Linked DNA regions of Homo sapiens: region 2 is linked to region 1. The links are chromatin loops, found by intact Hi-C in ENCODE. Cell type or tissue: endothelial cell of umbilical vein. All regions are shown on one strand. Links, peaks and the distances in the headings refer to the core of each region. The heading gives the core; the rest is flanking DNA. Region 1 overlaps ATG4A (autophagy related 4A cysteine peptidase). Region 2 overlaps MID2 (midline 2).

The links. A loop is a pair of places that touch in the nucleus more often than their neighbours do. Peaks named below come from ENCODE experiments on the same cell type or tissue, not always from the same donor. Only the 100,000 strongest peaks of a DNase experiment are listed, where the experiment ranks them.
Region 2: a loop joins it to region 1, with 25 times the contacts of the local background. A loop is called at or near these places in 1 of 110 quality-filtered maps.

The regions. Positions count from the first base shown.
Region 1 is chrX:108,126,474-108,138,446 of GRCh38, reverse strand. It overlaps ATG4A (autophagy related 4A cysteine peptidase), which reads right to left. Exons shown (of 13, transcript NM_052936.5): 3 at 9,595-9,666; 4 at 7,089-7,187; 5 at 4,289-4,390; 6 at 4,036-4,108; 7 at 1,277-1,356; 8 at 456-643; 9 at 256-334. Among named protein-coding and RNA genes, the nearest start is that of ATG4A, 41 kb to the right of the region's middle. RefSeq lists an enhancer at 11,003-11,566. In endothelial cell of umbilical vein, for the core only: no CTCF peak of the experiment used is centred there; a DNase peak (open chromatin) is centred at 6,786; H3K27ac peaks cover 2,998 bases.
Region 2 is chrX:107,843,947-107,855,919 of GRCh38, reverse strand. It overlaps MID2 (midline 2), which reads right to left. Exons shown (of 10, transcript NM_012216.4): 3 at 1,216-1,311. Among named protein-coding and RNA genes, the nearest start is that of MID2, 24 kb to the right of the region's middle. In endothelial cell of umbilical vein, for the core only: no CTCF peak of the experiment used is centred there; DNase peaks (open chromatin) are centred at 4,499, 5,339 and 5,889; H3K27ac peaks cover 2,898 bases.

The DNA.
Region 1 (11,973 bases), core at 3,934-8,933:
TCCAGTGGGAAAGCAATGGAACCATCTTATCAAGAAGCAAGGAAGGCATTGAAATTGGACCTGCTTTCCATCAGGCACACAGAAACATCACTCTCCATCAGTTAGGCCGGAGACAGAAGGAGCTGACCAGAGGCCACGGCATTCCTGGGCTAGACGGGAACCCACTAACTGGAATTGCCTGGTCTCCCATGCAAACCTTGTCCCCACGCCCTCCCCTAGCCCACGATGACTTACTTGTGATTCCTCCTTTCTTACCTAAGAATCCTATGAAATAATACGCGTTATTTGGTTTTCCTCCTAATGCCCCTAAAGACTGTGGCATCTTAAAACACTCCTGGAGAGAAAGACAATGCAAGATTCTCAACTCACTTGTGGACTGCTGCTCACGGATCTCTGTGCTGAGATGGCGGTGTGATGGGCAGGCAGCAATGGGCTCAGGGAAAGAAGTGACTTACTTTGAATGCATCAACATAGACAGGATTGATTTGGTTTATGCCCAGGCGAAGGGGCACAATGAGCAGCAGGGGTTTCCAGGCTGAGCAGTAGGCAGAGGTGCCCTTACTCTGGTTTGAAGCAGTTAAAGAATCGGGAGGCCTGTCACCAGCTGTGTCAGCACTCAAGGGAAGGACACGGCACATTTTTTCTAGAAATGGAAGAACAGAATATTGGATAAGTAAGGAGTCTTCAGCCCTAGAAGATATTCCAATATCAAAACTAAGGGGAACCTCACATGCCCCCCACCCTGCCTAGAAGGCCCTCTCCTCTGCCACCAGGGCTCAGCTGACTCCCCGCCTGCACAAAGCCCAGGCCATTCCTCTAGGGCTCATGCTCTTCATTCTGGCCACTGGGTACTTGTTTAGCTCCCAATAGGGATTCTGGGCTTATTGGAAGAATCTCATTTCTCAAGTCTGCCAGGGCCTTTGAGACAGGGACTGTATCTTTAGGTTGCTCTCACTCCTCAGTGCAGGAATCACACGCCTGGACAAGGGTGAGCCTCCATGAAAGATCTGTTGGTGGTTGAATAAATTATTATACACACTTTGTGTTTTCTGCAGGGAAGGAGTGTGGTACCTCACTGAGGAGGAGCAAGGCCCCTCTAATGGTGTTCTCCCTCTCAGAAAGCTGAAAAGAAAGAGAATCAGAGCCCTGTGCTCCCCTAAGCTCCCCTGCCCTGGTGGGGAAGACCAGAGAGACTCTCTTGAGCCCCAGAATACTGAATGGTGAGGGAGGAACTCATCACCCATCAGCTGGGAAGTTAAACAGGCTGGTAACTCACTGATATCTTCAATGACCACTGTGTTATCCATTGAAACATAAACAGCCAAGGAATTCCATTCGTCAAATAAAGCAAGTTTTCTGCAAAGCAATGTATAATGAAGTCACAATTTGGGAAGATGGAAATATCAGCAGAAAACAGTACAATTTATGCCCAGTGTTCCTAAAGTCACCAAACACTGAGCCATAGAAAAGCTGGTGTTCAGGTCAGCTCTGGCTTCTTTGCCAGAGCTCTGGGATGCTCCATGTCTAGAGACCTTGAGAATGCCACAGAGTCACTGTATCTGAACCTCAAAAAGAAGTTTCTGCTTTACAACCTGGAGAAGTCTACTTCACAAAATGACGGGACACCTACTGGGGAAAAAAGAAAAGTTACCCATGCATCTGCTCTCAAAGTCCCAAGAGACTTTGTTTTCTTAAATAAAAGACATTCTGACTTACTGAATTTTTATTTTACAAAAGGGAAACTGTAAAAAAACTTTTAAAAAGGAAGCTGTCCGTAAAAAATAGATATTTGTTTGGGATCATAGATAATATGGAGAATATGTTCCAGGTAAACCCAGAGATAGAGACAGTGGGTGGAGGGGAAAGAGAGAGAGAGATTACTTCCACTGTTCCCCAGCTGCCCTGAGAGTGCCTCTCAAGTGACATAGGCTGCAGATTGACTCGGGTGCCAAGCTTTACTGGTCAGCAGCTGAAGAGAGCCACCATGCTGAACTGTAGGACTTTATGGTGTATTAGAAAGAAAACCCCTTTAAAAGAGAGATGATCTGAAGTCTATGTAAAGTACCCTGCCTATTTCTCCCTTTCCTTCTTCTTTCCTTGCCAGTTAAGTAAGGCCATGTTTAACCCGGCTACGTCTGGGATGTGTGGGTAAAACCCAGTCTCACTGGACCAAAGAAAACACATTCTCTCTACCAGGTAGCTCCCAGAAAGAGGTTAACTACCATCACCCTTGTATTTCATTCATTTTGATGTATTATCTTTCCCCAGAATAATAACAATAATATAATAATAATAATAATATGTTGTTGTTAATGCTAATGATCATGATGAATTGGAACCCATTTACATTCTTTAAAAAAATCTACACCAGGCGTGGTGGCTCACGCCTGTAATCCCAGCACTTTGGGAGGTTGAGACGGGTGGATCACGAGGTCAGAAGTTCGAGACCAGCCTGGCTAACATGGTGAAACTCCATCTCTACTAAAAATACAAAAATTAGCTGGGTGTGGTAGCAGCCACCTGTAATCCCAGCTACTCGGGAGGCTGAGACAGGAGAATGCTTGACCCTGGGAGGTGGAGGTTGCAGTGAGCGGAGATTGTGCCACTGCACTCCAGCCTGGGCGACAGAGTGAGACTCTGTCCTAAAAAAAAAAAAAAAATCTAGGTTTCCACTTTGTTGTTGGTAATCTTAAAATTTAGAAGAAAGAAGCAAATTCTGAGGGATGTTATTTTAACACCAACCATTTCAAGCCGAGTTTTGGGCTCAGCACAGCCATTCTAATATCTTATACTTTCCACACTACGTTCATACAGTGATTCCTGAAATCCTACCAGATTTTCACTCAGCAGAGTCAGCGATGCCCAGAAGGCACTCTGACTATGGCAAGAGAGCAGCCTCAGAGAGGTTACATTGTTAGGAAGGAGTAAAGTCAATACAGATTTTCCTTGGGTCCCCAAAAAATCCAGGCCACTGTCCTCACAGACACATTCCCAAAGCATTCTAGTTCACTGAAGACTGGTTAGTAATGGAAACAGGGTCCTGTCTGTACTTTGCATGGAACAGGTTCCCCCATAATGCCCAGGAGCTTAATATTCTACACCAAAGGAGGCCAGAAGGTTTCAATCTTCTGATCCCTAAATCTGGCCTCAGATTCTGGCGGCCATTTTCATGTATTCATCGAGCACTTATTGAGTACTTATGCATGCCAGGCAGTTCTATGTGCTAGTGTTACAGAGTGAACAAGATAAATACAATCTCTGCCCTCATGGAGTTTCCATCCAGTGATAGGTTGTTAGGAAGGAGAGTGACAACAGGTAAGGTGGTCTGCAGGTGTAAGTACTAACATCACTCACCCTGTTTGCTTTCAAAAAGTTGGTCCTGACCTCTCCACCTTGCCTCTTGCTGTGGGAGGTGAATTCTGGAATTTAACAAGACAACTGGAAAAATACCACACTGGGACACCTTGAGTCTGCTATGAGATGACAAACTGATTCCAAGACTTCCCTGGGGTTTGTCGCCCCCAACAGGTGGTGAGTTCCTTGAGGCAAGGACTGTGTCAAGTTTATTTCTGCACCCCCAGAACTTAGCACAGTAAAGGTACACAGAAAATGCTGAATGAACAGGGTTTTTAAATATTATGTAGTGCATGTGGGAGCCCTGTGGGGGTCCATTTCTTGCTTAGGCTGGCTTAGCCTCTACCACTTAGTATGAAACTTTTGGCTTCAAAGGGACCCTCAGGCCAATGGCTCCCAGGCACATGAGCATCAATCTGTAGCATGAGACACTGAATGAGTCCTAGGATACAGCCACATATACTGCTACCAGTGAATATAACTCTGATACACCAACACAGATATCCATGCTTACACATTTCAAAGAGCCATCTGAGCAAAATGGCAGATATTTGATGGTTTAGTGGGAGGAGTAGCTTAGCGGGATTGCAAGAATACCTCGGTTGATGGGAGGTTTAGTTGTCTAGGGAGGGAAGCATAGGAGACAGCAGAATAAGGCAGATGCCAGACTCTTTTACTTACTTTAACACCTGTGCAACTGTATTTGGTCCAAACCATTCTCCAATTGATTTCCCTTCTCCTACACCCATTTGTGCTGTTTTTAATGTGGAAAAAAATAACATGTTAGCAAAAGATCTTCCAATAAGCCACAAAATCTTAATTTTTTGCATAAATAATTAAGCAGATGGACAACTTAATGGAGCCACATATAAGGCAAGGGAAGAGAAGGAACAGGAATAGGCACTGCCTTTAAACTATTGATTTATGACCTTACCCATTTGATGGATAGAGTAGCAACAATCTTTTCTATCTAAGAAGCACTGTAGGATGCGTTGGTATTCTTTGGGTTGTTCTTTTTGTTTCTCCCAGCTCCAGTCTTTTTAAGAAAAAAAAATGGGTTAGAAACATTTTTATAACTGTTTATTCCTCTCTGCACTTTTATTGTAACTACAAAGTTAGAAGAAAAACAAAGGCACCACATCTAGAAGGCAGGGATGACCAAGTTAGAACATTTCTAAGTATCTTTCATTTTGATGACAAAGACATCTGGAAAGTGATTGCTTTCAAGGACTCAGTGGGTATAAAGTAAAAGCAAAACAAAAAGTTGACCAAGGAACTGACTTAACCCAAGGGCTGGAGCTGGATAAATATTACATAAAAACAATGTCACAAAGGCCTTTCTGGCCAGTTACTCAGTGAACAGGAGGTCACCACAAAGCCCGGCAGTACATCGGTATATAAGCCAGATGCCATAGCATCTCATCTCCACATAGACAGCAATGGCTTTTGCTCTTATATTTTGGCAGCATTGACAAAAGGATCTCACGGGTAAGAAGTGCTATTCTGATATACGACAGTTCACAGGGGAATATACATAGCTCACAACTAAGGAAGCTTAAAAAAATTGCATGCTGTCGTTTTTACACCACCTTTTAAAAAGTCCATGCTGAGCTTTGGGAAAACAAATACCTTTGCTATCAGGTGTTCAATGTTTCCCTAAGACCAATGCCAAAATAACTGCATCTGTACGGATACCATCTGTGCCTTCAGCACAGCCCCCTAAATCCTACAGAGGCCATTCGTAACTTGCTGAGGACAACTGCAAAAACCCTATGTAATCACTGCAATCCTCTCAGCTCTAGAAACGCTGTCTAATGGGACAGATTTTTGAGGCTTAGTTTGCGTCCAAGACAAATTTTTCTCCTGAGGTTTTAAAGAGTTTGAAATAAAGACTGAACTACACTTGAAGCCAAAGGCCATTATCTCCAGACTCTTCAGTTGTCTTTTGCTTCTAGTGTTTCTAAAACCAAAGTTTTTAACTTTGGATCCAGCACAGCCCTCAGAGGGTGAACCACATCCAACTTCTTTTCATTAGCTACCAAATTGTCCAAGTCTGGGGAAATCCTAATTAGCTGGCTGCTAAATAGCACTAAATATTCACTGACGACAATGGCAAGTGAATACTCTACCTTAATTTTAAAATAGCTGAATAGGAAACAATCCAAAAGACATCTTTACAAAATTACTCTTTTAACTCATCTTAGCTACAAGATCTATTTCCAACTTCTTCCTGCTACTTGATTTTGTATTGAAACAATTGAGATTGCTGACTGTGGAGTTTTTTTTTTTTTTTTCCAGTTTGCTCCCTACTTCCAGAACTCACTTCCAAAATAATCATTTTGAAGTGTGTTATAAATGAAAAAAAAATTAAATAGTAAGAATGGATCTACACCAAGAAGCATGTATAAACAAGGGAAATCACTGGACAAGGAGTTGGAATATCTTTATTTTATCCCCAAATCTTTGATTTCTTGCGTTTTACCCTGGGTAAATCACATCACTTCCCTGAGCCTCGGTTTCCTCATCTGTAAAATGGAAATTATTATACTATCCAGGGGAAGCAGGATATCCCAAACCCTGAAGAGAAGGTAACAAGCCCTGAAACCTCCCTAGGCCCTTCTCCAATCCTCTCTGAAAGCTGTAGCAAAATCTGTGAGTTTGCACAGTGGGAAAAGGAAAACGATGTTTCTATACTTCTGAACCTCAATTAGCAACAGCCAATGAGTTCAGCAGCCCAATCTCATCCAAAGTGTCCTTTCGCTCTCTCATCCCCAAGTCCAACTGGACCTTCACCCAAGTGCCTGAACTGGCATCCAGCCAACCCCATCCTTCAGATGCCCATAGGGAAGTATGTACATGTCTTAAGAAAGCAAGACTCAAGAGTTCCAACAACCAGCCAGGCGCGGTAGCTCATGCCTGTAATCCTAGCACTTTGGGAGGCCGAGGCGGGTGGATCCTCTGAGGTCAGGAGTTCGAGATCAGCCTGGCCAACATGGCAAAACACCATCTCTACTAAAAATTCAAAAATCAGCCAGGCGTGGTAGCAGGCACTTATAATCCCAGCTACTCAGGAGGCTGAGGCGGAGAATTGCTTGAACCCGGGGGTCAGAGGTTGCAGTGAGCCGAGATCGCACCACTGCACTGCAGCCTGGGAGACAGAGCGAAACTCCGACTCAAAAAAAAAAAATAGTTCCAACAACCATTATCAGAAGGCTTTCTTAATTAAATGTCCTCCCAAGGAAGCAAATTTAAAGATTCCTTCATCATCAGCTGGACATCCTTAGTGAACCAAAACCAAAATAGCGCCAGCTCCCTCTATGCACTTCCTTTAGGTCACTTACATCCTTCACCAGGCAGATATCTTAAATGAGGTCAAGAAACAGACTTAATCACCACACCCTTCTTCCTGCTCCCTTTGTTATCTTGCATTTCTAAGGACTTACTCAAACAATAGCAAAGATGGAAAGGATAAATGACATACCTCCCTCGATGTTCAGTTCTGTCCCAGGAAAATAACTCCCTGGCTTGGTGACTCACAAGGAAACATTAGCTGTTTCCTTCTTATGAGGGGCTTTGTTGACTTGTCAGCCCCACCACTTGAGCTTGCAGAGAGCATTTTAAGACCCTCAAGTTTGTTACTGAGTGTTCCCAAGGCTCAGCATCAAGCTAAATCAACAGCAGCAAGTGATACTGCAGAGGTCTCTGAGAAAGTTTATAAAACAAATTTAACTCACCCCTTCCCAAGTGTCTACAGATAAGGGCTTGAGCCAGCATCATCTGTCCACAGCGTAGCATACATCCCCAACCAGCATCTGATGAAGGGCCCGTTCCACCTGTTGGCAAAATGGAAGGGAATTAATATGGGTTCCTCAAATTGCCCTTTCCTGAAACATCAGCATATTTGGGACTCACACAAGACAGGTAAATATATATACTCTGAAAAGTGAGGTGACAGATACACCCACAGATCAAACAAGATTTGGGTATATGGTTGGAACTTGCAAACATAGTGCTGAGTCAACCAAAACAGGTTCTATGGCCAAACATAAAACAAGCAAATGAACTAAATGTGTCCCTTATGTTTTCTGCTTGAAGACTTCTAGGTATACATGCAATTTTGGTAGGTGACTGCCATGTATGAATACCAACCCTTAGTCCATTCCATGTCATCATCTGCCAGACCCAAACCTTGCCTTGCATAGCTCACTTGCATGGCCCTGAAATTCTCAGGGAAGCCAGTCTTACTTAGATAAAGAACAAATACTACCAAAGGCAATCATCAAAATGGTCAAAGAGATTTGGAAGGCTCATGACTATTCTGAATATACACTATGAAGATCTGAACAGCAAGAAGGACATTGTAAAATAGGGGAAAGATCCCTAGATGAGGCATCAGAAGACCAGTCTCTAGTTATCTAATCTAAATCTCACCTATAGGCTGAGCATAATAGTACATACTCTGCCTACTATCAGTGGGTATTGTAAGAACTGAGAGAATATCTGTGAAAGTGTTCTAGAACCCATAGAGGATGATGCAAATACTTGATGTTTTGAGTATGATCATAATTTAAACCCATATTAATAAATTAGAAATGTATCTTTAAAAGGTATAAAATTAGTTAATAAACGAAATAAGACAATAGGTTCCATTTTAAGAACACCTTATGCAAAGAAAATCCCACATTTGAGGCCAGGGTGAGCTCAATATCCTTTTCCAAGGGGCCAATGAAATCAGATAACTTGTATGGCAGAGAGGATATTTTGTTTTCATTGTTTTCTTTTCCCAGTGTGGAAGTGGAAAAATATGCTAAACATGATCTCAGAAGACTAACTTCAAAGGGGGTCATCAACCTTGTAGGACAAGTGGGTCAAGGTGGTCACCCCTTTCTTTTAGTTGTGGGGACTGAAGGAGAGTTACTACAAGAAGATGGGAAGGAGGGAGCCAATTTATGACCTGGAAGGGGTGCCTTTTGGCTCTTGCTAATGCTGGGATTATTGGCCAGATTAGTATGGAAAAGATGCAATGAGGCCCACATAAAGAAGAGATCATCTATTGCCAAAATATTGGCAGAGTAAAATTAGAAATATTTTCCAGCCTTGCAAAGAGCTCCTCAGCCAGAGAAAGTTAACAGTTCAGAACCACTGGTTACTAAAGATTGTTCTTTTGTTTGTTAGTGACTGGGGTATTTCTGGGGAGAGCAATAAAAAAAAAAAAAAAAAAAGGGCCGGGAGCGGTGGCTCACGCCTATAATCCCAGCACTTTGGGAGGCCGAGGTGGGCGGATCACGAGGTCAGGAGATCGAGACCATCCTGGCTAACACAGTGAAACCCTGTCTCTACTAAAAATACAAAAAATTAGCCGGGCGTGTTGGCGGGCGCCTGTAGTCCCAGCTACTCGGGAGGCTGAGGCAGGAGAATGGCGTGAACCCAGGAGGCGGAGCTTGCAATGAGCCGAGATGGCGCCACTGCACTGCAGCCTGGGTGACAGTGCGAGACTCCGTCTCAAAAAAAAAAAAAAAAAAAGAAAGAAAAGAAAAGTCTGTGTGACCTTCATTTTTGGCACTGAACAGAAAGGTTGATTTCATTCTAGTTTCCTCTTAGAAGAGTAGATTTCACCATTTGTAGGCCCTTTTCCTACAGGGCCATGATACTAGGAAGTGGCCACCCTACTTGCAAATGTGTTGTATATCCTTTATGAAGACAGCATATTCACTTCACCTATTGAGCTGTCCTTTTTTCTAGTTGACAGCTGGTAACAGCCTAGAATTAGTTCCAAGGAAACTACTGTAATTTGTCTCTCAATGGCAAGGTGCTTTCATGTCATAAGGGGGAAAAAAAACAAATAAATTATTTTCTTTCTTTCAAGACACAATTTTCATTAATAATCATGTAGTTCCACAAAGCAGTGGATTGTAATTTAACAGATATTATACAAATTAAAAGATTATGTGATTTTCCCCCTTAATCTCAAAAGTATAACAAGTAATATCATCTGGTGCCTGAACACTTGGAGGTGGTGTCAAAAGTATACTGTCATAATCCCTCAATGAAATAGAGCCATATGTGAAAGGATACTTTAGCAATGAAACTTTTGGATGAAGTGTAAGATTTACCTAGTCTCCTCAATCAAATTCTTTGCTATAGTGAACTGTTAATTCTGAGGTTTCTATGAAGTCACTGATAACCTCAGGCAAGCTATCCACAAGGAATAAAGCACAGTAAAACAAATGATTTACCTACCAATTGGTGAAAATTTCCTTCTGTATGTAAACCATAGACGAGCACTTATATCAGACAACAGCTTAGATTTTTCTGTAATTAAATGTAAAATTAAAATTAAATCACCATATCTAAAAATACCCACCTTTACTTCTGAGCCAGCTACTAACTTAATTTCAAATAACCAGTCAATTCCATTATTATGGGGCTAGGTAAATTCACAGGAAACCCATTCTTATTTTAGCCAAATAATTTCAGTATTTCTCCCAACCTATAGTTTGACCAGAGCTATTTGACTGGTATAATGACCTTGGGTAGCTCCTGTCATCTTTTCACTGAGTTCCACAGTCCTGGCAGTTACAAACACTGGGATCATTGCCAAAAGACAAGGAATAAGAAAATTAAGGATCCTAGAGAACCCACTAACAAGACTATCAGCTCCAGCCTGAATGATGGTTGGTTGGATCTTGCATCAGCACCCATCATCCCTTATCTAAAACTAGAGGTTTGGCTGGGCCCAGCGACTCACACCTGTAATCCCAGTGCTTTGGGAAGCTGAGACAGGGAGATCGCTTCAGGCCAGGAATTCAAGACCAGCCTGGGCAACATAGTGAGACCCCATCTCTACAAAAAAAATGAGGTATGAGGATCACTTGAACCCAGGAGTTCGAGATTGCAGTGAGCTATGATCACCACTGTACTCTAGCCTAAGTAACAGAGAGACCCTGTCTCAAGCAAAACAAAATAAAATAAAACAAAACAAAAACTAGGGGTTGGCTTGTTTGTGTGGATGCATGTGTGTCTGTTCATGCACACATGCATGTTTAAATAAAAAGGAAATGTCTTACTAAGCAAATTAGGTGTGTAAGAAATGTATAGCAACTAGTGCAACTGGCACTTATAATCTAAATGCATATATAATATCACAAATGTTTTTGTGTCTTTTTTCAAAGCATGCTTTCTTGTATTTTATGACATAAATTTACTTTGATGGGCCACAAATATGGCTTCCACATTTTTATCTGTACTTAGATGTGGCTGTCTTTCTTAGTCACCTCTCTCCCTCTTCTCAACATGTCTGTATTATATTCTGTATAAAACTTATAGTCACTGCACTTAAAAAGAACAAAGGGAAATCTACTTTTAGCCAATAGTTTCTATTTTCTGTCTTCCTTTTCTTTGGAGCAAATCGGAAAGTTGAGCTATCTGTATTTTCCCTCCCTTCCATGCCCCGGTGCCTAGCATATTCAGGGAAGCAGATGTATAATGGTTAAGAGTAAGACACCCGAAGTCATACTTTGCTTGGGTTTGAACCCTGACTCTGCTACTTACCAGCTGTGTAACCTGGTTAACTTAACCTCTCTGAGCTTCAGTTTCCTCATCCATAAATGGGGAGAATTATAGTACCTACTTCATTGAGTTGTGAGTATTCAAAAGATAATACACTTAAAGTGCTTGGATGGTGACTAGTATGCAGTGAACCTATAACAGATGTTAGCTGTTATGTGCTCGTCCTCTTAAATGTCCACACCCTCACTCCTGCCTCTGACAGTCTTTATGCCTTCCTGTGTGGCTTTACGCTGGGAAAGTTGTATGGACATTTTAGCAATGATTTCATTTTAAGAGGCGTTTCCCAATTTAACATTTGAATACGAGTAGATTTGGCAACCTGGGGATTCCTGTTGTCATGGAATGCAGAATTAGAAGAGATCCCCTCAAATCCCCTCATTTTAAGTACCACTGAAGGAAGTTAAGATCCAGAAAGAGACAGTGACTTACCTGAGTTAGAAGAGTCTGAATACAAAAGGTCTCCTAATTGCTAGCTCCAGGCTTTCCACTGTTCAGAATTCTCCAATCAAAATAATGAAGCCAGGCTCAGGAGGAGCTCCACAATGCCTAACTTCCTCTCCTGCCTTTTCATCAGCCTCTTCCTGTTCCTTCCTCCACGCTAAGTGAGGGCCTCTGAAGAGGATGTCTCCTCAGAAAGACACAAATCTCAGAGCTGCCTCTTTCCAAGCTCTGGCTTTATCTGGGTGCTGGGCTGTTAGCAGTTTCAGGTTAAAAGGTCTTTCTTTCCCAATCTATAAGAATGTAATGGTAAGGAAGAAAAATTCAAGCCTCCTTTCCATCTAGCTGCAGTGGCTAAAAGTTCTATACAAAATCAGAATAAACTGAGACAGTGCTACGGTCAGCAAAAGATCTAAAACTTAAGAAAAACTTAGGTCTGATATTGTTTCTGAGGTCCATGGGTTGTCTAGAAGTCCTTGGGTGTTTTTATCTAGCCAGACAAGCATGTGAGAGTAATAAATATGTAGACCAGTCACGAAAGGCTAGAGACTGATTAGTGATACCAGGAGTGGGTCCGTGTTTTTTGAAACCCAAGGCTTCTAGAATTTGGGG
Region 2 (11,973 bases), core at 2,607-7,606, 280 kb after region 1:
ATCCCCCACTTCATTTTATAGTCTCATATCTGAGTTTGACCAGTACTCTATGGACCCTACGTAGAGCACCACTCTCTTCCACAAATGGAGTGCCCAGCAGGGATTAAATTTCTATGGTATGCTCATCATACAAGTACACTCTACTTGAAGAAACTCAATACTTTAAGAAATCCAAATGATTGGGGGTCAGAAGGTTACTCATATAATAAGAGGATTCTTTGCCTTACAAGAAGATTCTCCACAGTCTCTTAAATAGGAATCTATAGATTGGATTAAGAGATGAGATCTTAATAAAATTGAAATAAAATAAACTTGAACTGTTACATTTGTCTGTCATACAAGTAAGATTAGAACCAGACTATCAGGTTCTAAATAGAATTAGAAACATTTTTATCCAACCACTGCCCATGAAGAATCCTATAATATTTTACCCAACCCTGTTTACACTTGAAGCCCTACCATCAGCTCTTCAACAAAATCAACACAAAACCAAATGGTATAAGTTTCATGCTCTTGAGAAAGAGAAATAACATCTTTATTTTATTATGTCCATTTAAGAAGAGGTCAGCTCTTCCTCTAAGCTCTGCTCTAAGATTTGATGTAGATGACAATTGATTAAAACCTCACACTTTACAGCACTTTACAATTTACAACTTTAAAATAGATATGATTTGTTGATGACAAGAATAAGTGGAAAGGTAATGAGTGAGGACCAGGTGGGGTGCATGGTATAGATAGGACCATGGGCAGGGGATGAAGAGGGGGAGAGGCTCGAAAGAGGAGAAGCAGTCCTGATAATATTGTTACAGAAACAATATTGTGCTGAATTAACCTCACCTTACCCCAAGGACCCAGGATTCCCAACTTCCCTATGACACTCCAGTAATCTCTTTAAGGAGTGATAATGTCCAGTTTGATGATGGATGAAGCACACTTCATGTCTGATTTTCATATTGCCTGCTGTTTGGAAAGGAGAATAGGTTGCCCCTTGAACTATTATCCCCCCACTGTCCATCATCACCGTCTATTCTTTTTAAACCATAGGTTTCTGACACTTTTTTTGGAACAAGCATCCTAAAGGAATGAGACTTTCTAAAACTGCCATTCAATCCTTCATTCCAAATGACTAGGCTACACTCTGACAAAACTGAAGTCCTCCCAAAGGGTCACCCATTTCAGGTCCTCTGAAAAATCACAAATGTTTCTGTTACATACCTCAACCTGCTGGCAGATCTGTATTAGTTTGGCCATTTGATTTTCTAGTTCGCTGTTGCGCTTAACCAGGTTGGTGAGGTTCATCTCCAGAGTTTGCTGTCATCGCAGAGGGTATGAATCCAGAGGGGAACCGAGAAGAGGGGAAAAAAGAACCATGAGCTTGAGAACCAATGTCATGTGAAAATCGGTTAGTCAGTAGACAAATGTTTCAAAGATTCATTTAGCATCTGCCATGAGCCAAGCACTAATCTACGTACAAATTAATAATGCTGCACATTTGCTCACTATTGGGGAAAATATGACATTCATGACTTTGTGGATGTAGGAATTTATTGACATTAAAGAAACCTTATGTTTTAGATAATATCTTTAACTTTTCAAAGTATTTCATAGGCAATATCTCATTTCGCCCTCATAGTAATCCCACAGCATATGAAGAACAGATATTATTATCTCTTTTCCAGATGAGTAGACTAAGAAAACTATTACACATGTCCCTCAACTTATGATGAAGTTATGTTCCAGAGAGAGCATTTTCAACTTAAGAAATTTTCAACTTATGATGGACTTATCCAGATGTAACCCTAACATAAGTCAAGAAGCATACTGAACGCATATTACTTTCACACCACTGTCAAATTGAAAAATCGTAAGTTGAACTATGGTAAGTCAGGGACCATCTGTAATTATTGAATGATTGCCAGACACTATGCCAGGCAATTTCATATATACTATTTAAAAACCATAACAATCTCACAAAGTAGAAGATGCTAGTATTTTACAAATGGGAGTACCAAGCTTCAAAGTGGAGTTAAAGTATTTTGCACAGTCATATTACTAGCATGTGCAAAACTAGGACTGGAACCCATGTATCCAGCCCTCAGTCACAGTTTTGCTGCAGTATTCCATGACTTTTTTTGTTTTTGATTATAATATTTTATATTTATCAGTAGGGTCCTTCAGGAAAAAAAGAGTATTTTGAGTGTGGAATTCATCAAAATCTAGCATTGTATCTCACAGCTTTCCTTCTTTGGCACCGAGGCTTCACCCACAAGAGAGGCAGGGCTTCAAAATGCAAAGCCTGACTGTATCAAGAGAGGACATCAGCCAGGCACGGTGGTTCACGCCTGTAATCCCAGCACTTTGGGAGGCTGAGGTGGGCAGATCGCTTGAGCCCAGGAGTTCAAGACCAGCTTGGGCAGCACAACAAAACCACATCTCAACAAAAAATGCAAAATTTAGTTGGGCGTGGTGGCATGCACCTATAGTTCCAGTGACTCAGGAGGCTGAGGTGGGAGGATCACTTGACCCCAGGAGGCAGAGGTTGCAGTGAGCCAGGATCACACCACTGCACTCCAGCCTGGGTGACAGAGTGAGACCCTATCTCAATAAATAAATATTTTAAAAAGAGAAGATATCCATTGCATATCATCATTTACTGGTACATAGATTCTTTCAGGTACATATTAGGGGTACTTTGCAGATCTGTTGAATATAATGTTGTTACAACAGTAGCCGGAATTCTAGCATGTTTTCAGTTGAGCAAGCTACTGTTTCCCATTCGTTATGTGAAAAAGAGTATCATTTCACTCTAGATTAATCATGGGCTTTTTTATTTCTCCCCACTCCCAAGTCTTTCAGCCCTGGTAGCTGCTTTTCCTCTAAGACTCACCCCAATATCTACTTCTCTCTCACCCACTATCCCAATACCCCATAAAGTCTGTTCCAAATGTAATACCCCAACTTACTGGCCCTCATTCTGCTAGCAGTCCTTCCCTCAGTCATGTTAAGTGCTACGCTGCTATCTCCATTGTTCCTATGTTTTGTAGTTCAAAGTTCGTGCTTTTGAAAAAGTGGATGGGGGGATGTGGGGGAGAGAGGGAACATGAAGGAAAAGAAGAGATTTGTGTACTTGGCCCCTTTCTGTCTGCTAAGTACCTGTAGCTCCTTAATATCTTTGGCACTGTTCCCATGAATAGATGGATATATTCACATAGATACACGTGTTTGCAGGCTGGGTAGTGTGATTTCACATTTTCTCAAACTGGATTATGAGGACCAGCTGAACCCTTGCTACCCTTCCTGCCAGGTCTCTCTTGGCTTCCTTGGCTTTATTCCCATGGAAGTGATTTTTCACCATTTATTCTATTTTTCTTGTATTGGGGCACAATGTCTCCCCTGGCCTCCTTTAATCCCACTACCATCTCAATCTGTGGTCTTCTTGGCAAAGAAAAGGGGAAGGAAGAAGAATACAGGAAGCAATCATTGATTTGGACGTGATCTCTAAGCTAAATTGATGTCAGAGGAATAAAAAAAGTGGCAGTTCAGAAATTTAATACAAAAATGTATTGAACACCTACTCTGTTCAAGGTACAGTGACTTCACAGATAAAGAGGAAGTAAAATTAAGATGGGCCTTGAAGGATAAACAGAATTTTAATAGACAGAGATGCATGGGGGCAGGATGTTCCGGGCACAAGGAATGTAATGAGAAAAGTACAAAGAAATAAGACCATGAGCAGTGGGTGGCTCATACCTGTAATCCCAGCACTTTGGGAGACCGAGGTGGGTGGATCACCTGAGGTCAGGAGTTCAAGACCAGCCTGGCCAACATGGTGAAACCTCTTCTCTACTAAAAATATAAAATTAGCCAGGCATGGCGGTAGACACATGTAATCTCAGCTACTCGGGAGGCTGAGGCAGGAAAATCACTTGAACCGCAGAGGCGGAGGTTGCAGTGAGCCGAGATCGTACTATTGCACTCCAGCCTGGGCAAAAAGAGTGAAACTCTGTCTCAAAAAAATAATAAATAAATAAATAAATAAATAAATAAATAAATAAATAAATAAAAAGTATAAAGAAATAAAATATATGGCATATTCAGGGACTAGTAGTTTCCTTTGGCTAGAACAGAGGGTAGAAAGAGAGTAGTGGGGGACGCAGCTGGAAATGGAGACCAAAGTCCTGTTATAAAGGTCTTAAGTGCCTAGATAAGGAGTTTGTAGTTTCTTTGTTTGTTTGTTTTTGTTGTTGTTGTTGTTGTTGTTGTTGTTTGCACTGAGGACTTACCAAAAGCTGTTGAGCAAGGTAATGGCATAATCAGGGCTGCATTTAGGAGATTAACCTAGCAGCAAAATGTGGGGCAGACTGAAATAGGAAAGCCCAGGGCAGGGGATGGGGGAAGGACACTGGTTAGAAGAAGGCTGCACTATTCAAGGCCGTAGGGTAATGCAAGTCTGGGCCAAACTGAGGATAATTGAAAGAAATGTGTTTCAGGAAAGGATTTGTCACTGTCAAATATGCGGAGAATGCAAGAAATATGAGGATTGATAAAAGGCAGCTGGATTTGGTAATTAGAGGTCACAGATGACCTTTTGAAAAGGTGTTTCAGTAGGGTTTTGGAAGAATTTGTGAAATCCTGAGGTTAGAGTATGGTGTAGTGACAAAGTAGAGGCTGCAAGTCTAGACTCCTCTTCAAAAATTTGGCCATAAGGTGAATATAATAACTCTGTAGTGTGATGAAAGGGTCTAGCTTGAGTTAGGCAGTGGGAATTGGTAGTGAATCCAGTTGATAATTTTCTCTAGCAGTGGCCCAAATTCCTATCAATGGAAATTCCATGTATCACAAATGAATATATTGATATATTAGGCGAATATATTGATATATTAGGCAAATATAATGTAGATTGATGAACGCCAAGCAAATACAATATTAGAAATTTGTGTTTCCAACTGTAATGCATTTCCATTCAAACATGGGATTCCATGAGAATAATGTTTTTAACAAGTACCTCAACCTGTTGCAACACTGATCACAAAACTGATATCTCATAAATAATTCACAGTACAGAGCAGGACATAGCAAAATCTCTGCTATGTGTTCCTCTTTTGTGGCCCAGAACTGAGACTCATGGCTTCTATAAAGCCACTGAAAACAAAAATTAGGGCTGAACACATAATTTGAGGTCTAGTTAGACTATGCGCCTTGAGTTACCATCACAAAATTATGGCAAATGGTTAGTTTGCCCCTAGCAATTTGCAGAATGCCAGCACATGTTAACAACACAGAGCTAGATCTGACAAGATGACTCTAATTTCAACCTTACTTCATTAATATGAAAATGCTTTGAAAAATAAATCTTTGGCTAATGAAAACACCATCTGTTGATGGCTTTTTGCCACTGTTTTCTTACAATATGAGACATAATTTGAGGAAAACACCGAACATTTACTTACTCATTTCCTATTCATTTACAAGGAATTAAAGCCTCCTCTCAAATTGGAATTTATTCTCAATAATGAACATATGCAAAGGGAAACAGAGAATTGAAGCGATTATGCAATCTAAGGAAGTCACTCTTCCTTATCATGCCTAGCACTGACGAGTCATTTAGAACAAAAAATTCTGGGCCACTCTAGGTTTGAATAATTTGATTGATTTGGCCAAGTAATTATCTTGTCTGTACTCTGGCTGAGTAAACAAAGAGGGTGTGTGTGTGTGTGTGTGTGTGTGTGTCTGTGTGTGTGTGGATGTGTGTGTCTAAAATCTCTATATAAAAGTAAACATGTCTCTTCGTTGTTGTTCAGTTTTGAAATATTGGTGTGTTTTGCTCTGCTCCTGTGCAATGTAGTTAATGACTGGGCCAGGTTCCTTATGTTCAAGCCCGGTTAGTGCAACTTTCTCAGGACAGTTAAACCGTGACAGCAAGAGAGCCAAAGTGGCAGGGGAGATTGGAATGGAGATATCTGCTGGTAGGAAACAGGACAGGAGGTTGGCAGCCAGGGGGCAGGATGAAGCTCCCATTTCCTGCTGCAAGAGGTTACCTCTGGGTCTTTGTGTGCTTCCCTTTTATGGATGTTACAGAAGCCATTTTAGTTTATGAAACTGTGATACCTTCTTCACCTCCAGATGACTACATTATGCTAGCTCACACAAAATTGTACATGTGTCTAAACAGCACAAAGTAAGGGAAAGATTTGGCTGATTTGCATAACAGATTTTAAAAGGCCTCAGTTAGCTAAATTGGCAGTCTACACTGATTCCATTTTTACCCAAGTTTTATTGTGTTGTATAGATTAGGCCTCTTTGTGCTCTCTTATTCCCTTCCCAAAGAGGAAAATGTTTTGCCATCTGAGAAAGCTGGGCACAGGCTATTCTTCTTCCAGACAGCATCCCATTAACAGAAATGGCTTCTTCAACCCTCAAATAATTGCTGGTTTTTTTTTTTCACTTCTCTAGACACAGATTATTTCAGGTAACTTTCTCATTGACTCTCTCAAGAAAACTAGGCGTACATCAAGACACCACCTCTTTATTAAAGCGAGGTAGATTACCCCATTATGGCACAAACTGGACCATGATCTCCATTTGTCATACTCCATGAAGGCATATGTATTCGCACATATATGAGCACTCCTACACACATCAACCTGACACAGTAAGTACTGAAGCCTAAAAGGGGGTGTAATCTGTATTAGTTCTATTGAAACATATCATTTCCACTGAAACATGGCACTGTCATAGAATGTCTGTATTCTCTCTTGCTGTCTAAAAGGTACAAGGGGAATATTATCTAAACCTAGACAAGATCCTGACTGCTTTTATGTGGGAATTGAACCTTGGGGTGAGCATAGGAAGGGGAGAAGTGAAATAGGGCAGAAAGGCCAATTCATCCCAAACCTGAGTCTTCCTGATTGACAGAAGACAACTTCATCTTTAAAAATAATCTGAGCCAGTGGCCCCATTACTATTCTTTGACATGCTCTTTTTTGACATCCTGTCTATGCACCGACATTTTCAGCTCTTCCAAAAGCCAGAAGCCAGAATCTTCACATGCTTTTAGGGTCACAGTCTGCTTTCTTTTTTTAACTGCTTGTCTTAAAATACTTACTTTGCTTTTGCTTCAGTCTGTCACTTTATGTATCAATTACATATGGCCTCTCAACAACAGAACATGCCATCTGGTTCACAAACTGAAGCCCACACCCTTATGCCAGAATTTATTCTTTCCCCAAACATTTATTTGCTGTTGTATAGACACAGGCTACGTCCCAGAATGAGATGAAGGTGATACACTGGATGTATATCATATAGGTCTACTCTACTTCAGGTTTGTTAAAGAATAACCTGACCCTCAAGCCAGGTGAAAGACTTGCCATCTTTTCAAAAGGCTCTGTGATCATCCAGCTGAGACCCACACCTCCCCCACTCTCCTTATCAGAAATGCTGCCCAAACCTTCCCATATTCTTTTCTTTCCCCCATCTTCAGGTGCATAGCATGATTACATCTCTAGCTCAAATGGATACATTATTATTTGGACATTCTAAAAGTAAACCTGTACTAAAAACTTAAATCTAGTGTTTATTTTGATAACCCTCAGACTAGTGAGCCAAAGCCAACTCTACTTTCCTGGAGGACTCAGGGTTGTATTCCACTTGCACTATTCCTCTTCACTTCCTGCCTCTCATACACATCCCCCTCTTTCTCTTTCAACTTCTATTCCTTCATGCCTAATTTCTAGACCACGAGTGTTCTGCAAGGCTCAATCCTTGGCCTTTGCTCAGCTCACTACTGCATGGCTCTACCACCACGCTGAGGACTCCCAAGTCTATTTCTCCAGACCCAATCTTTCAGCCACTGGTAAAGCCTAAATTTTAACCCTTTCTAGGACACTTGCCCTTTCAGTTCTGAGAAACCCCCATGCTCTCTGTCCTCCAGATGTTTCAACAAACTCTTTTCTCCTGACTAGAGCACTCCCCTTCCCTGCCTCAACTCCTGTCCCCTAACAGGGCATTCAAAAACTCACCCAAATTCTATCTTGCTATTCCTCCTATGTTCTGTAACAGCCCCTGTTCTTCCACTGTCATTGCACTTACCACACCATCTCATAACTGTGTCCTTAATTATCTGCCTCCCCACACTAACCTGAGAGCTCCATCAGGGTTGAGGCTGTGCTTTCTTAATCACTGTAACCCTAATACCTATCCGGGTGCTTGCCACCTAATAGATGTTCAAGAAATGTTTGATGAATGAATGATTGTTAAATGACCCACAATCACATCAGACTCAAATCTAAAGTCAAAGCATCCCCAAAAAACTGCCACCCCTTCCTAATTTCATTTTTGTCCTCCTCAATACCACCATCCTTCAAGACATCTCCACCTCAAAAGTCCTTTTTAATTCATTCTCTTCATGGTGTATAATCATCATAGTCATTCACCAAGTTTTGTCAATTCTTTCCGCATGGACTCTCTCCGGTTTGGTCCTTCTTCTCCAATAAATTCACTCATGATTCCCTGTTTTTGAACTCAATGATATCCTTTCCCTGACCCCTCCACTGTGCTTCAGAGCATCCTGTGCAAACCTCTGTCATGGCACTTACCATACTGAATTGGAATTTCCCACTTGTCTATCTCCCCTACTAAGTTCAAAGTCCCTTTAGGACTGGGATTGTGCCTTATTTCCTGTGTCCCAGCTCCTACCACAGTGGTCAAAGTGTTTAGTAAACAAAGTGAATGTTCATTAATTGTTTGTTAAATGAATGAATGAATCCCTAGCCTAAATCCCTGATGCTACGGTTTAAGTTATTGTCAGTTCTAGCTTCATGTGAGACAAAGAATAAGGCATTACCTCATTATATCAACCTTTCATGAACTTGAAGGCCATTATCACATTTTTCCCTTTAAACCTCACTTCTTTGTGTTCAGTAATTCTTGTTTCCTTGATCTTTCCTCACCTATATTATATTTCTGTAATATGTTTCTTTGCCCAACAATAACAGACAGGATTTCTATCCACCCAAGAACAATCTCTGTGTCAACATTTTGTAAATTGTTCTCAAACAAACGATTGTTAGCTCCTTTCAAATATTGGTGAAGAGAAAACTTGAGCCAAAAGAAATAACAGAAAAACAGAAAGATAAGGGTACAGATAATAGGAGTATCTACTTGCTAAACTTGCTCTCAAACCAAAGAAACAATGGAAAACATCTTCCAAAACAGGGTCCTGTTAATAATAAATGAGTTCAGAGACAGAGAAATCAATATAAGTCTTGCAGAGAAAAGAATAGGGGTTCAAATGAGTCTTAGTGCACAGTTTGGGTAGAGATGAAATGAAATGTGTTTTATCCTCATACACACATGAAATATGTACAGATTTACACATATTGTATGTGATGGGGAGCAAGTCTGGAACAGTTAAGAGACCACAGAGAAGGCAGATCTACAAGCAAGAATGATTTTATGAGCATTGAGTTGAAGGCTGGTTTAGCTGAGAAACCTGTCAGATACTGTCCCCAACCCCACACACACATGTTCACCACCATTACCACCAGACCTTAAAGAGCATAAATCTGGTCTCAAATGTTTTGTTCTTATTATATTTAGCTACTGTGATTTAGTACCTGACTGAGAGTGAGAAACAACATTTTTCTTTTCCCTCACCTATGGTAACCCACCCTGGCCTCCATTGAAGATTTTTCTTATCATGCATATGTTTGATCTGGCTCATTTATTAGATTGATCCTTAGCCTCAGGATGGGTTCTGCTGAGGCTCTAACACTCCCTAGGGTGACAACAGAAAGCTTACCTTACACTCATGGCCCCCTCCTACCCAAATTATCAGAAGATTTACACACTCTCACATCTTCACATACAATGATACACATTTTATAGATATACTTTCATACACAGACACAGAGTCATTCTCAGCCACATATTTATGCAGGAATATACACACTCATATACAGTGATGCATACATGTGTATGCAAATATACTCTCAACCTAGTCTCTCATAAATATACTTCACTTTCTTTCCCTTATATTTATACTTACACTGGTTGAGAAAGTCATATGCCCATTAGTACATTAGTTGAGAGGGTATCTGTCTTGGCAGACAGTAGTGGGTGTCAAGTGGGTGAGTAGATAAATGACTGGGAGAAGGTGGTGACTGAGTGAGAATGGGTGGGTGGATGACAGAGTGACTGAATAGGAAGAAGGACAAGTAATCAACTGTGATAAGATTCTAGAGCACTATATTTTCCAACCTTTTAACTCTCATTGTGGCGTTCCTTTGAACATCCTCCAAGTCTCATATCTCCCTTCTCATTGTCTGGCAATCATTAGCTTTCTCTGTCCCAGTCTTGCTGAGAGAGAGAGAGAGAGAGAGAGAGAGAGAGAGTGTGTGTGTGTGTGTGTGTGTGTGTGTGTGTGTTACTTTCCCATGATAAAAGGCTTACTCCAGTGCTGGGTAATATTTTATAACAAGATCCCTGATATGTAAATGTAACTGCATTTAAGAATTATTTGTAGTAATGAATTTGTGGAAATGTAATGAGAAAAAGAAAATGTGCTTGTTTATTCCTTTCAGGAAATTCCTCTATTCCCCCTGGTTTTCATCAGCTATATTTTTGGCAGGCTGTGGGCATGGAAATGTGAAGACATCACTCTCAAAGAGAATTATAATAATCACATCTGATTTATACAGATGTCACCATAGGGGTAGGCAGTTGGAAAATCCAGTGATCAAAATGAATAGGCAATTAAAATTAAGGACATGCCATACTTTTGCTAGCACTCTGGTTTTGAACATTGTCAGTAGTTCACAGGAGATCTTTTTTCAGACTTTCAGGGTATATATAATGGCAAGACAGATTTATATCTTCTTAGATGAGATCCAAAGCAAGCTATAGGCACTGGTATATTTCCTGCAAATCCATTATGAAGACTGAATTCATTTGGATTTCTTGAGAAAATACTATGTGTACTAGAAACTAAGGAGAATACTAAAGAAATACAAGACATTATTTCTGACCTGAAGGAGATTATGACGTAGCTGTGATGTTTTGGAGTGGTCTTATGGGGTTTGAATTATGCATTAAAGAATACGTAGGATTTGTAAACAGGCCAAGAGAAGAACACTAGTGACAGTTAAGAATCAGAAAAGAGAATGGTATATTTTGCAGACAGGAGGCTCACTGGGGTAGATGAAGGTAGCATGTTTTAGAGGAGTAGAGGGGAAAATACATGGGCAGCACAAGAAAAAAGTTGTATGGGACTTATAATATTGAGTTGAAGTCTATCAGCAATAGACAGTCACCGAAATTTGGCCTCTTTTATGAAGCCAAAATTTATTAAAACGATAACAACAATCTTTTATAAGGATGGAAACTCATGTGATAATGAAAATTCTAAAATATGAAGCCGTTTTATAGAAATGCCCCATATATCATGAACTAAGATATATATTGGGACTAGTGAGTGAAAAGTGAGAGGTGATGGAGAAAATAATTACTCTGATAGGACTTACTGCTCTAATAACTGTCGTGAATAAAAATATTATTTAAAATTGAATAATTAATTGAACTACTGGTAGCCTGCTGAAAGACATGTGTCCTGCGTCTCAACCCTATTGGTAGACTGGACAACTAAATAAGATCATGAAACTAAACTAAGTACCCCAAGCCCTCTAATCCACTTTGAGAACATGTTAAAAAGACAGGCTAGTTTCTGGTTATTCTGACTTTTCATCTATAACATAATGGTTTATTTATTCTTTATTGAACAAATAAATATTAGAAGCCACTAATCCTAATCAGGGAGGTTCGTATATAAAAAGTAGTTACAAATGTCAACAGTGAAGTTCCAGAACCAAAAAGTAAAAATAAACCCTGTTATCAGATACTGGCTAAAAAGCCAACCTCCTAGATACAGGGGAAGAATGATAGTATGGGGAAGAATGATAGGGTATAGTATATATC